2 separate regions of the Mus musculus genome follow, and region 1 is linked to region 2. The links are chromatin contacts, found by Hi-C or POLR2A ChIA-PET in ENCODE. All regions are on one chromosome and are shown on one strand. The core of a region is the stretch at or near the end of the contact, and the rest is flanking DNA. Distances in the headings are between cores, read along the strand shown. Region 1 overlaps Gm32677 (a long non-coding RNA gene). Region 2 has its middle 18 kb from the start of Gm32564.

Region 1 (5,618 bases), core at 1,460-3,959, 46 kb after region 2:
CCAAGAATAATCTATTTTAATTCTTTGGTGCTTTAGAACACAGTGTGTGGAAGCCTTTATAAGCGATGGGAAGGAATAAATTTAACTTCATGCAACACATACTTGACGAGTGTCTGGGTTTGAACAGCTAAGACACCTGGAAAGTAAGGACCCACTGACTGGGTGGTTGTGGTGTCTGCCTCAGCCTCAGGAGGTAGAGCTGGGTGTTGCCTCTCAGTGAGTGAACCCCACCCATTCTCAGCATCTGGGGAATGTTGGGTGTTCTTCAGCCATGCCTACGCATGCTTCCTCTTAGCCTCTTTCATGTCATGTGATAATAATCCTTCAGGCTCTCTTGAGGCGGGCAGTTAGGCCATCTCACTGGACTCTAGAGTCTTGCTCAGTGGGGCAGGCAAGTGAATCAGGAGCAAAGGAAGCCCAGGGAGGTGGAGTGTCCTTCCTGCAGGATCACACAGGTCACTGAAGAGAGAGCTAGGATTCAGTTGAGCCTTTCTGGGTACATCACTACCAAGTTCTCTTCCATAGTCTCTCCTCTGTCCCTGCTTCCTTGGACTGTGCGGGATTCTTCTTCTTTGGCTCATTTCCTGGTCTTCCTTAGCTTTCCAAAGGCAGGCATCATTTAAAGCAAGGGGACTCAAAGTTCACCAATAAACACAACTTCCTTAAGGAACTCAACAAGCCTCCATAGTTCTGAGCCCAACTTCATCTGCACTTCTTCTAACATTTTGATGGTGATGCATGTTACAGAGTTCAGCAATCAGCCTCCGGCACAGGCTTGTGGAGGAAGGACAACGAAGAAAGGAAAAGGAGACTCAGGCCCAGGAGCCACAGAACTGCAGAAGGATAGAACCACTGCCGTCCAAAGGCCGGCCAGAGGAACACTCACTAGAGAGATGACCAGGCCTCATACTGTCACACTGCTCCTCTACGATATCGTCAGGAGGACTCCTGAGAGGAATTTGACTTGATTTAGAAGCCAAAGAAGCCAGCTGTTGAGAGGCCAGCAGCTGCGCATTGAGTTTCTCAGAACTGTGTTCCACAGACTTCTTTGGTGTGCTGATTTGTGATGGTTCGGTGGCTGCAGGCTTTTAGGTTTTACCTCAGCAATAACAATGTATCCTGACTGAGAGTTGGGGCTATTTTATGGGATTAAAAAAACACCCCTTCTACAGAGCAGCCTGGTAGATTTCCTCTTAGGTCATTGTTGGAGTTGGGGAACAAGATGACTATCCCCCTCCTCCCCCCGGAATAAAAAGAATGACGTCTTCAAAACATCCACAGAGGAGATATAAATATTACCTCTGTCGGAGGAACCTGACAAGTTGGGACGAAGAACAAATGATAAATACGAGCTTTGTTTAAAATTTAATTAAGCTTCTAAGTTTCTGGCCTGTTCGGTGGTAAATATTGAATACATGCTAGTGGAAACAAATTCTGGAAGTTTATAGTTGGAAGATGAGTAACCCCAGCGTAGCAACAAGCACAGGGTTTGGATTTGATTGACTAAGGCTCTCTCACAAAAGATGGCTTCCTGTCCTGGTGGAGGCTGAATCTGATGCAAGCCACCAATCCTAGCCTTTTCTTTTTCCATGTGTCTACCATTGAACTTAGGATGAATCTAGGGACTGAGTGTTCCAAGGAAGCCTTCCAATGGGGGGGGGGGCAGGGAGGGCTGAGTACTTATGAGTGCTGTCAGATATTTCCCGCCAGCCCTTAGCAGCGTTCCCCCATGTTAAAGTTTTCTTATTATTTAGAAGTAACAGCTAAAGTAATCCTTCCGTCTCACTTCATTTGACGGTGCAATTTAAAAATACATTTCCCCAGGGGCAAAATATGCCTGATAAACAGAAAGAACTATCTTTTAAAAGGGGGATTTTAGTGCACAAACAGCTGTCTTCCATTTTTGGCATTAAAAGGGAGCAAATAAAATGACTAATCTCGCTAAGTATTAACAATAAAAGTGCTGACAAAATCTTAACTAATACACCTCACATCCTTAGTAACACTGTAATTATAGCTCTGGCTAAACCCACACGTGCAAGCACACACACACACACACACACACACACACACACACACACACACACACACACATCCAGAGTTCTCACAACACCCCCAGCACAAGCATTAAGCACACCTGTGGTCTCGCCCATGTGCACACACAAGCACGTGCTCCTAAGCGTGTTTTAGAGCATGTGTGATTACTGTCCACTCTTACTACTGCTTTCCTCCCCACAGATGGAGCATACTGACATGCTGACTCCCCACATGAGTCATTCAACTGCTCTGAAAAGGCCAGTACGGTTTTTAATAAAATGTCTTTATGTAACGCCAGTTACGGCAGATGATATCCTGAACCAATGATTATTGATAGATGCTGATCAGAACTGGGATTCAGTTACGCAGACTTGACTAAAGCATCGAGATGAATTTCTTTTATCATTTCCTCTACAGTGACCATGGCTTGGGGCTCATTATTAATGCAATAGGATCCTGACACGAGGTTGAGCCAGTGTGGCCCAAGATGCTGAGAAAATGAAGCTCTTCTGAGAGGTCACAGGCAAGCCGGCAGCAGAAGGCTCCGGGGCTCAGGGAAAGGGCTGACCCAAGAGAAAGGCTTTCTGAGTTCCTTTGGCCCAGACCCTTCCAGGTCTGGTTTTCCTCTCTGTTCTGGAATGGGAGGTGGACTTTTGCCTGTGAATTTCAGCCAAGTTTCATCCCCCAAGGGCACTGAAATCTGCAGAGAAACTAAACCAGTGCCAGTGAGAAGATTCAGCAGTTCAGCCAAGGATGCGCCAAGGAGCGCATCTGCAGGGACCCATGCGCTGGAGGCACTGGCTGTGGTTATAGCGAGGCATGCAGAGGCATCTGGAAGGAGGACTAGGTCTCGGGATGACTGTTAGCACCCAAAGTCTTCAAGTTTTGACAAACATCTCTACACGCTCATTGTAGGCAGGAAGGGTGGTTGACTGTATGACTCTCCGGTCTCACCTAGCTGTAATTGCCCTTTTCCCAAAACAATATGACTCAGAGGGTAGAGTGGATGGGACAGGTTCTATCTTCTGCTTTTTCCTGGGCGGTACCCACCTCACCTTAGCCAAGAGAATAAGCTATTTGGGTTATAGGTCAGTGCCCTTCTGCCAGAGAAAAAGGGTGATAGTGAGGCAGGGGGAGGGGGCAGGGGGAGGGGGCAGGGGGAGGGGACGGGGGAGGGGACAGGGGGAGGGGGCAGGCGCTGATGTTAAGGCAAGCAACAATAACAGATAGCATTCATTCAGATAGCATTCATTCCGTATTAGCTGAACAGCAGGTACTTTGCACACATTCTTTCTCTGAAAACCAGCCAGAGCATCCATTGAAAGAATTGTTGAAGGAGTAGATAACAGAACAAAGCTCGGGGAGATTAGCTCACCCAAGCGCACACACAGTTCCAAGTTCCAGTCTGACTCCAGGTCTGTCTCTGTCTGAAGTCCCTGACAGGAGTTTGAGTGACATTTGTCATTCTTCTAGATTGAGGCCTTAAAGATAATGGATAATAAGAAATAACATAGATAATAAGAAAGGATGCTGGTGATGATGGGTGGTGATGGCTCATCTCAGCATGTCAGAGGCAGGCAGATGTAGGCAGATTTCTGTGAGTTGAGGCCAGCCTGGTCTACAGATCCAGTTTCAGAAAAGTTGGGGCTATGCAGAGGAATTCTGTCTTGAAAAATCAAAAATTGAACTGAAGACAGAAATAAATCCACACCCCTACAGACACTTGAATTTTGACAAAGAAGCCAAAACCAGATGGTGGGATAAAGAAGGCATCCTCAACAAATGGCATTGGTTTAAATGGATGTCTGCATGCGGAAGAATGCAAATACATTCATATTTATCTCCCTGCACAACACTCAAGTCCAAAGGGATCACAGACTTCAACACAAAACCAGAAACACTTAATTAATCTGATAGAACAGAAACTGGGGAATATTCTTGAACTCGTTGGTTCAGGACACAACTTCTTGAACAGAGCACAATGGCTCAGGCACTAAGGTCAAAATTAATAAATGGGACCTCATGGAACTGAAAAGCTTCTCTAAGTCAAAGGACACTGTTGTTGGGACAAATCAACAGCCTACAGATTGGGGAAAAGATCTTCACTACATCCAGTGGAGACCTAATATCCAAAATATATAAAGAACTCAAGAAACTAGGCACTAACATCCAAATAACCCAAATTTTAAAAATGGGGTACAGAGATAAACAGAATTCTCAACAGAGGAATCTTGAGTGGCGGACAAACACTTAAAGAAATGTCCCCAAACCAAACCAAGGCAAATCAAACAAAAAACAAAAAAACTGAAAACAATCAAAAAGAAAAAAAAAACAAAAAGAAAGAAAGAAAGGAAAGAAATTTGGCTCAGGAATTGAAGACAGAGAGAAAACAACTCACGGTGTCCGCTAAAATAGGAAAGGAAAGGTGCGAGATGGACAGCCACCAACAAGGTGTGGCCGGAATACATCCACCAAATGGAAAGGTTCAGTCACCTGCATTGCCTGGGCAGAGGAGGAAAAGATAGAACAGGTTAGACCCTCTGCTAAGAGAAGATAGAGCAGGTTAGACCCTCTGCTAAGGGGAGATAGAGCAGGTTAGACCCTCTGCTAAGGGAAGATAGAGCAGGTTAGACCCTCTGCTAAGGGAAGAATAAAATCTAGTTGGAAGATGGGAAAGGGGGAAAAAAACCAAAAAACCAAACAGACAAACAAACAACAACAACCCATCTACGTTCCCCAGGATTACTCGAACTCCAAAGGGAGCTCTGAAGAGTTCAGAATGGGAATGAGATGTCCCTTGAGCATTTGGTCACGTGTTGTGTCCCCTGTCCCAAACCCTATCTCCTACCTCAACCTTCCAACTCCCCTTCAACCCCCTCCCACACAAACCAAAAGCAATGCACTTATCAGCACCAACATTGCTGAAAGTGCTAACAAGATAGTTCTCCCACCCATCCCTGGCCCATCCTATTAACAGCAGACCTGTGGAGACAGGCAAGTTCAATGTTATGTGCCTGGCACTCAGGGGCTTCTGAGATGGAACCTCTTCTGTTTGGGGCATTTGTGATTTTTATAGAAATAATTGTATTGAGAAAAATTTGTGGAGACTTACCAGTATTCTGCTGCTTAGGTGAGAAACTCCCTGAATTTCTCTATTTATATTATGTATGAGAAATTGGACTGTGAGCCTCTCCATCTGAATACAGTAAGCAACTTGGGGATGACGCTTTCATAATAAAGAATAATATCTTATTTCAGAGGATGTCCACAGATTTTTCAATACTTTGGATAATTTTATAGGGGAGTGGTAGATCTAGGAACATAATCACTACACAAGTGAGATTAGCCAACACTTAGAACTGTTGGATCATTAAAAAACAAAACAAAACAAAAACAAAAGCAAAACAAAAACCTATATATTTCTCTTTTACATGTATGGGTGTTTTGCCTGCATGCAAGTCTGTGTACCATGGGCATGCAGTACCCCCAGAAGCCAGGAGAGGGCACTGGATAGGCTGGAACTGTAATTGCAGATGGTTGTGAGTCCGATGTGGCTACTGAGAATCCAATACAACTCATGT
Region 2 (6,330 bases), core at 556-3,055:
GTTACTCTCCAGCTTAATCTTTATTGGCTGTATGCCCAGGCAAAAGGAAAAAAAAACCATCATATTTGGGAGGCGTCCAAAGATAGTTTTATTTTAGTTTTTTATGACAGAAAAGGAAGGAAATATACAATCAAATTCAGACAAAATTCTATGAATACATTTGTGGGTAAGTTGAATAGAGAAGTTTGCAGCTATAATTTTGTGATAGATAAAGCTACAATTTCAGCTTGGTGGTGGTGGTGCACACCTTCAATGTCAGCACTTGGGAGGCAGAGGCAGATGAATCTTTGTGAGTTCAAGGCCAGCCTGGTCAGCAGAGCTAGTTTCAGGACAGTCAGGGCCACACAGAGAAACCCTGTCTCTAAAACCAAACAGACAAAAAAGCTGAACTCTCTCTTTAGCTGGGTGTGGTAATATAACCCTTTAATCCCAGTACTAGGGAGGCAGAGACAAGCAGATCTCTGAGCCTAGTCCACAAACTGAGTTCCAGGATAGCCAGGGCTACATAGAGAAACCTTTTCCCCACCCTCTTTCTTCCACAGGGTCTCATGTATCCCAGACAGGTCTTGAAACCACCCGGTCATTGAGGACAGATTTCAACCCCTTTCCATATCCCCTTGCTCTGACCTCCTAAGTGTTCAGATTACAGAAGTACTATACCCAGATTATGAAGTGCCAGGGATCAAATACAGGGCTTTGTGCTGAGCAAGCACTCTACCACTGAGCTAAACCACAAATCACCAGATCCCCACCTGACCCCCCCCCAAACAACAGCTATGCACTTTTTTTTTTCAAGACAGGGTTTCTCTGTGTAGCCCTGGCTGTCCTGGAACTCAGTCTGTAGACCAGGCTGGCCTTGACCTGCCTACTTCTGCCTCCATGGCAGGAGCCAATAAGGCCTGGCCAACTATGCAATTCCTACATTCTCATTTTTTGTCTATTAAGTTCTGAAATATGCTTATTTTATGGGTTTTCCACATCATGGCTGATAAAATGTTAGGCACAGAAATATGAATTATAGCACAACCCGAACATAGGTAAATCAGGCTTACAGTTTTAAAACTTTTTAAAAAAGATTTATTTATTTTATGTATGTGAGTACACTGTAGCTGTATAGATGGTTGTGAGCCTTCATGTGATTGTTGGGAATTGAATTTTTAGGACCTCTGCTCACTCGCTAGCTCTGGTCAACTCCGTTCACTCAGGCCCAAAGATTTAGTTATTATTATAATTAAGTACACTATAGCTAACTTCAGACGCACCAGAAAAGGGCATCAGATCTCATCATGGGTGGTTGTGAGACATCATGTGGTTGCTGGGAATTTAACTCAGGACCTTCGGAAGAGCAGCCAGTGCTCTTACCTGCTGAGCCATCTCGCCAGCCTCCAGGCTTACAGATCTATACGATGAAACAGAGAGAAATTGTGTCTGATGTAGCACAATAGGAAAAATTTATTACAATTATTAGGAAATGTAAAGATCTTGATATTTGAGTCAGTGTGGAGCCAACAGACTCATCCTCTACCCAGGATCCAGCATCCGAGGTCCTGCACTGTCTTCTTGTCCCTCTGACAATGATTGACACCATGTTTACACGCATGCTCAGGAGCATGCTCTCCCCTCTTACCAAACAGAACTTCCTTTTGGATAACGAGTCAGCATGCTGAGTGTCTATAGCCCAGGGAAGTGCTTCCTCGGTGGTGGAGATAGGGAACCTAGCTGCCAGGATAAATATCCACGGCCCAGTGTGGTTGCTCAAAGCGCTGGAGGAGAGAAATGTAAGACATGAAACTGCTTCCCCACCTCCCGAGCAGTCGGCTTTGTTGGACAGCAGGGCCGGCGTGCTCCTCAAAGCAGCTCGAGTAACGGTGGTCCTGTCTCACTGTTAGGTTGCTTGGCAATCACATTAGGCCTTGCCTCTACAGAACATGCCAGATCTCTCTGGAGACAAAGAGTTTCCCAAAGCTCTAAGACCAGTCTCAGGCCTGAGATTTTGACTGGTCTGAAGTTTGTCTCAGGGGCCGTTGTAGCTTTCTCTCGACTGGGAACAGAGGAAATGCTCCTCAGGTTTGGTGGAGGACAATTTAGAGAAATTTTGCTTTGTTTTAATTTTTCTGGTGCTATTATTGCAAGTCACTGAAACAAACAGATCCTTTTAATTTACATGGGAACTAAGCCACAGTCATACAACTGTGGTTTGTATGTCTGCTGCAGGAATGGCTTTGTTCTGTTTTCCAGGAAGCAGGGGCACCATGACCCTTGATTCTATGACCCTTAATTCTGTGACTCTTGGTTCTATGACCCTTTATTCTCCGACCCTTGACTCTATGATTCTAGGGTGTTGTTTCTGTCATAATAGAATATTAAGCATTATTGGTTAGCTACAGTTTATGCTCAGAGAAAAGTCTGCAGAGCTTACATGGTCTTCTTGATGTTTCATATACTATTGAGACAGCTTTGTGCTTATAGGAGTTGGTTTATTCTCATTTGGTCTGTTAGATAATGATGATAGTTTGAGTTTGTTATTAGCTGTTAAAAATTCATTATGTCCACATAGACCAGAGAATCTTCTTCTTCCTCTTGTTTCCAGGCATCTGATTTCTTTCCAAACCATTAGTCTCATATATACATATATATATATATACACACACACACACACACACACATATATATTTATTTATTTCTAAGTATATTGTATGCTCACAAGTATATGGATATATACATATTTGTGCATTTACAAATCCATTATGCAGATGGCTGCATGCTATCTAAATATGCTATTCTTCTCTGAATCTTGCCAGATGCTGGAGGTCTAAAGGCATAACTCAGCCTTAGCCTTCCACCAGGGCATTTAGTTTGTTTCCAATACTTAGCTGTTACAAGCAAAGCTGCATGTCACCCGTGAGAATGTATCACCAAATAAACACTGGGAGTCAGTTCCAGACCCAAATAAGTTCAGTGATGATTGTCAAATTGTCTTGGTTGGAGATGGATCAGCTCTTGCAGACGAAGGTCATTCAGACCCTCTCCAGGTCACTCCCACCTACCTGTAACTCTGCCTCTGAGGGGGGAGATTCAGACCTTTTCTGGTCTCCATGTGTTACAGGTACACATGTGAGCACAGAGCCACACACCTATACATATAATTAAATAAAATCAAATCCTCAAAAGATTTTGACCTTTGCCAATCAGATTGTTGAACGATGATCTCATTGCAGCTTAAATGTGGGTTTTAAAGAATTACGTACGGATGGCACAGTGCCTCTTTGGAGCTGTTAAAGGTTTTTCTTTTCTCGCCTTTTTCTTCTGACACTTTCACTGTTTCATGTTTTAATTTTTAATATTTACTTGATTTTATGTGTATGCATGTGTGCCTGAGCATACAAATGTACACTGTGTGCATGCAGGATCCTGTGGAGGTCAGAAGAGGCATTGAATCTCCTGGAACTGGGGTTACAGACAGTTGTCAACTGCCACATGGGTGCTGGGGACTGAGCTGGGCTCATGTTTCTCTTTTAGATGCCAATCAAATTGGGATATTTTGGGTGTGGGGAGTGGGGTAAGAGTCCACCGAGGGTTTTAAGGGTCTTCCACACACTTGTCAAGCTCTGTTTTGGGCAGCTCTGAGACCAGTAAGCATCTTGACAAAGTGGAAGAGGCTATGATTCTGCCTTACAGAAGCCATCGTGGCCTTTAATGAGGGCATCAGGTAGTACGTACTTCACTGCCAGTCTGTGTACAATATTGGCACCTCCGGGGGCTCTGCAGAAGATGATAAGAACTCTGCAGCAAGAGAATACCAACTTGCAGGTGGGCAGTGGGCTGTGAAGGTGGTGGAATAAGAGCATTTCTCATGAACTGTATTAGCTGGTGAGCTGGTTTTATTATTGATGTGGGATTGATGTCCATATTTCCTATTCATATTGAGTAACCATGTAGTGAAGGGGAGATGGCACTTGCAAATCCAATGTGGAATAACTGAACAATTTAAAAACTTTGTGTGTGTGTGTGTGTGTGTGTGTGTGTGTGTGTGTGTGTGTGTGTGTGTGTGTAAGTGTATGCCTCAAGTGCTTGGGAACCCATGGAGGACAGAAGAGGGTGTCGAATCTCCTGGAATTGGAATTATGGGCAATTTTGAGCTGTCAGAAAAGGGTGGTGGGAACGGAACTTGGATCCTCTGCAAGAGCATCAAGTGCTCTTAACTGATGAGCCATCTCTCTAGCTCCCTGGACCAAGCTTTGGTTGCATTTGCTTGTTGAACTGACATAACTCTGTCCTATTAATGACATCTTCTATGCCTGCTAAATGTGAGATTGGGAATGGGATTATTTCTTCTCTGTTGCTGTCATAAAATGGTGACTTATAGAACAGACTACTTAGGCTTAGAGACCAGAGGAATGAGTCCGTCATGGTGGAGGAAGCATGGAAGCAAGCAGCAGGCCTGGTGGCAGCTGGGGGAAGCTGGGAGATCATATCTTCAGCTGTGAACAGGAACCAGAGAGAGTAAACTGGAAGTGGAGAGAGGCCCCCCCAACGATGTTCTTCCTCCACAAAGGCTAGGCCCCCTAATTCTCCTCAAGCAGTACCAAAAACTGGGAACCAAGTGTCCAAATGCTGAGCCTACGGGAACATCCTAATTCAAAGAACCCCAGGAAGTTTCACTGAAGGCAAGAAATGCTCAAAAGAGTGTAAAAATGAGCCTACATCTTTGCTTTGGACGTTATACATGAGAAGCTCTGGTAAATTTCACAGAATGTATGTTTTTCTTTGGCTCTTTGCTGAGCGTTTGCTTATCTGTAACTGTTCACAGGCGGGATGACGTCAGGCTCTGGTTGTGCAATGTCCACTGTGTTAAACAGCTAAAGCAGATTGAGAGATTTTCCGATTATTTCCAGTAAGTTTGCTGACCGGTATCACTGGAAGTTCAAGGATGCCAGCCTTTCTGGAGTCCTCTAGGGTATACAGTGATCCAGCTATCTCAGAGCCCCTCCTTCCTCCTCACCCTACTGGAATTCACTTCTTTTGATACTGTGTAGTTCTTCTCCTTCGGTTGTAATGGGGTTGTTTTGGTTGTGTAGTTCAGGACTATGCAGACATCTATATCCTGAATGTAAATATAGACTTGCTGATGTGTGTTTGTCTGAGACACAGTCTTACTCTGTGGTTCAGGCTGACCTCATATTCAGAGTATTATTCCTCTGCTCCTGAGGGCTAGGATTAAAGCTTGAGTCACCATTATCTTTCCCTTATCCTGATTGAACCAAAGAGGGTGCCCCAAGGCTGGTCTTCTCCATCTCTCATCATATTTTATAACCTTCCATATCTGTAGGAACTCTGAACCTTTCACATCCCTTCTGTTTGTGTTGACCTCTCCTCTTCTGACAATACACAGATGTTCTCAGAACATTTTATATCAAAGGGAAATGTGCAGACAATTTGCCTTTGATAATCCTCCATTCTCGCAGAGAGAACCAAGACTGGTGAGTTGCTCTACAGCCAAGGCTAGTTGAGTTGCTCTACACTCGTCTCTCATTTACCCTCACACTTCAGCAGCTGCATTCTCAGCTTACTGCTATTCTCTTCAAGTCAAGTCTTCATTTCCACGAGCTTTCAGTCTTCCCTTCCTTGAAGGTGAGACCATTTTTCAGTGTTCACCATTATTCCTTCTTGTGTGCTTCCCTACTTCCTGGGATTTTATTCTGCTTGCTATTTGAGTATTCCAGCATCTTTCTCCCCTGCCCATGCTCCAAGGCCAAGTTTCTCCTCATTTCTCACACTGTGTGGGCTCACCATATCCACCCATTTCTAGAGTAGTCAGTTGCAGTTTCATAATCTGCGAGGCCTAGATTTTACTTTTGACCCAGTCTTAGTTTTGTTATCTCAATAAGGCACTTCATCTGTATACCATTAACTTTTTTTAACCTTTAAAATGGGCATAATGATTCTGACCTCATAGAACTATGGTTAGGAGTAAATTAATGCCATTTACCGAATCAACAAACAACACCGAGCCCATATTACTATAGCTACTATATATATATATATATATATATATATATATATATATATATATATATATATATATACATATATTTGTTTTAACTATCACATACAGTAAGAAGTATATTTTATAATCTCATCTAGGAAACAAATACATGATTTTCTTTGACAAAGTCTTGTATTCCCTCTGTTTGATGTGATATGCATTCTCACTTTCTCCTGTATTTCTATAAAACTTATATCGGTTAGAAGCTACTAGGCTTCTCAATGAACTAATGTACTAATTGACAGTTTGGAAAACATTCTTGTGTCTTTGGGGACAGAGGATTA

The links. A loop is a pair of places that touch in the nucleus more often than their neighbours do. ChIA-PET counts read pairs that join two places held with the same protein, here RNA polymerase II (POLR2A).
Region 1: a map of heart shows a loop between it and region 2 (2.1-fold over the local background). The contact joins two enhancer-like sites. A Hi-C loop is called at or near these places in 2 of 37 maps with a recorded cell type or tissue (gastrocnemius and heart). POLR2A ChIA-PET finds 5 or more read pairs at or near these places in 1 of 5 experiments (embryonic stem cell).

The regions. Positions count from the first base shown.
Region 1 is chr15:96,842,811-96,848,428 of GRCm38, forward strand. Gm32677 (a long non-coding RNA gene) reads left to right here. Exons shown (of 3, transcript XR_384401.2): 3 at 748-1,141. Among named protein-coding and RNA genes, the nearest start is that of Gm32677, 7.1 kb to the left of the region's middle. Within about 2 kb of position 2,710, at least 1 of the 3 ENCODE cell types and tissues checked has a DNase peak (open chromatin) inside an H3K27ac peak, as active enhancers do; it is gastrocnemius, where a contact is called at or near this core.
Region 2 is chr15:96,797,754-96,804,083 of GRCm38, forward strand. No RefSeq gene overlaps it. Among named protein-coding and RNA genes, the nearest start is that of Gm32564, 18 kb to the right of the region's middle. Within about 2 kb of position 1,806, at least 2 of the 3 ENCODE cell types and tissues checked have a DNase peak (open chromatin) inside an H3K27ac peak, as active enhancers do; they include gastrocnemius, where a contact is called at or near this core.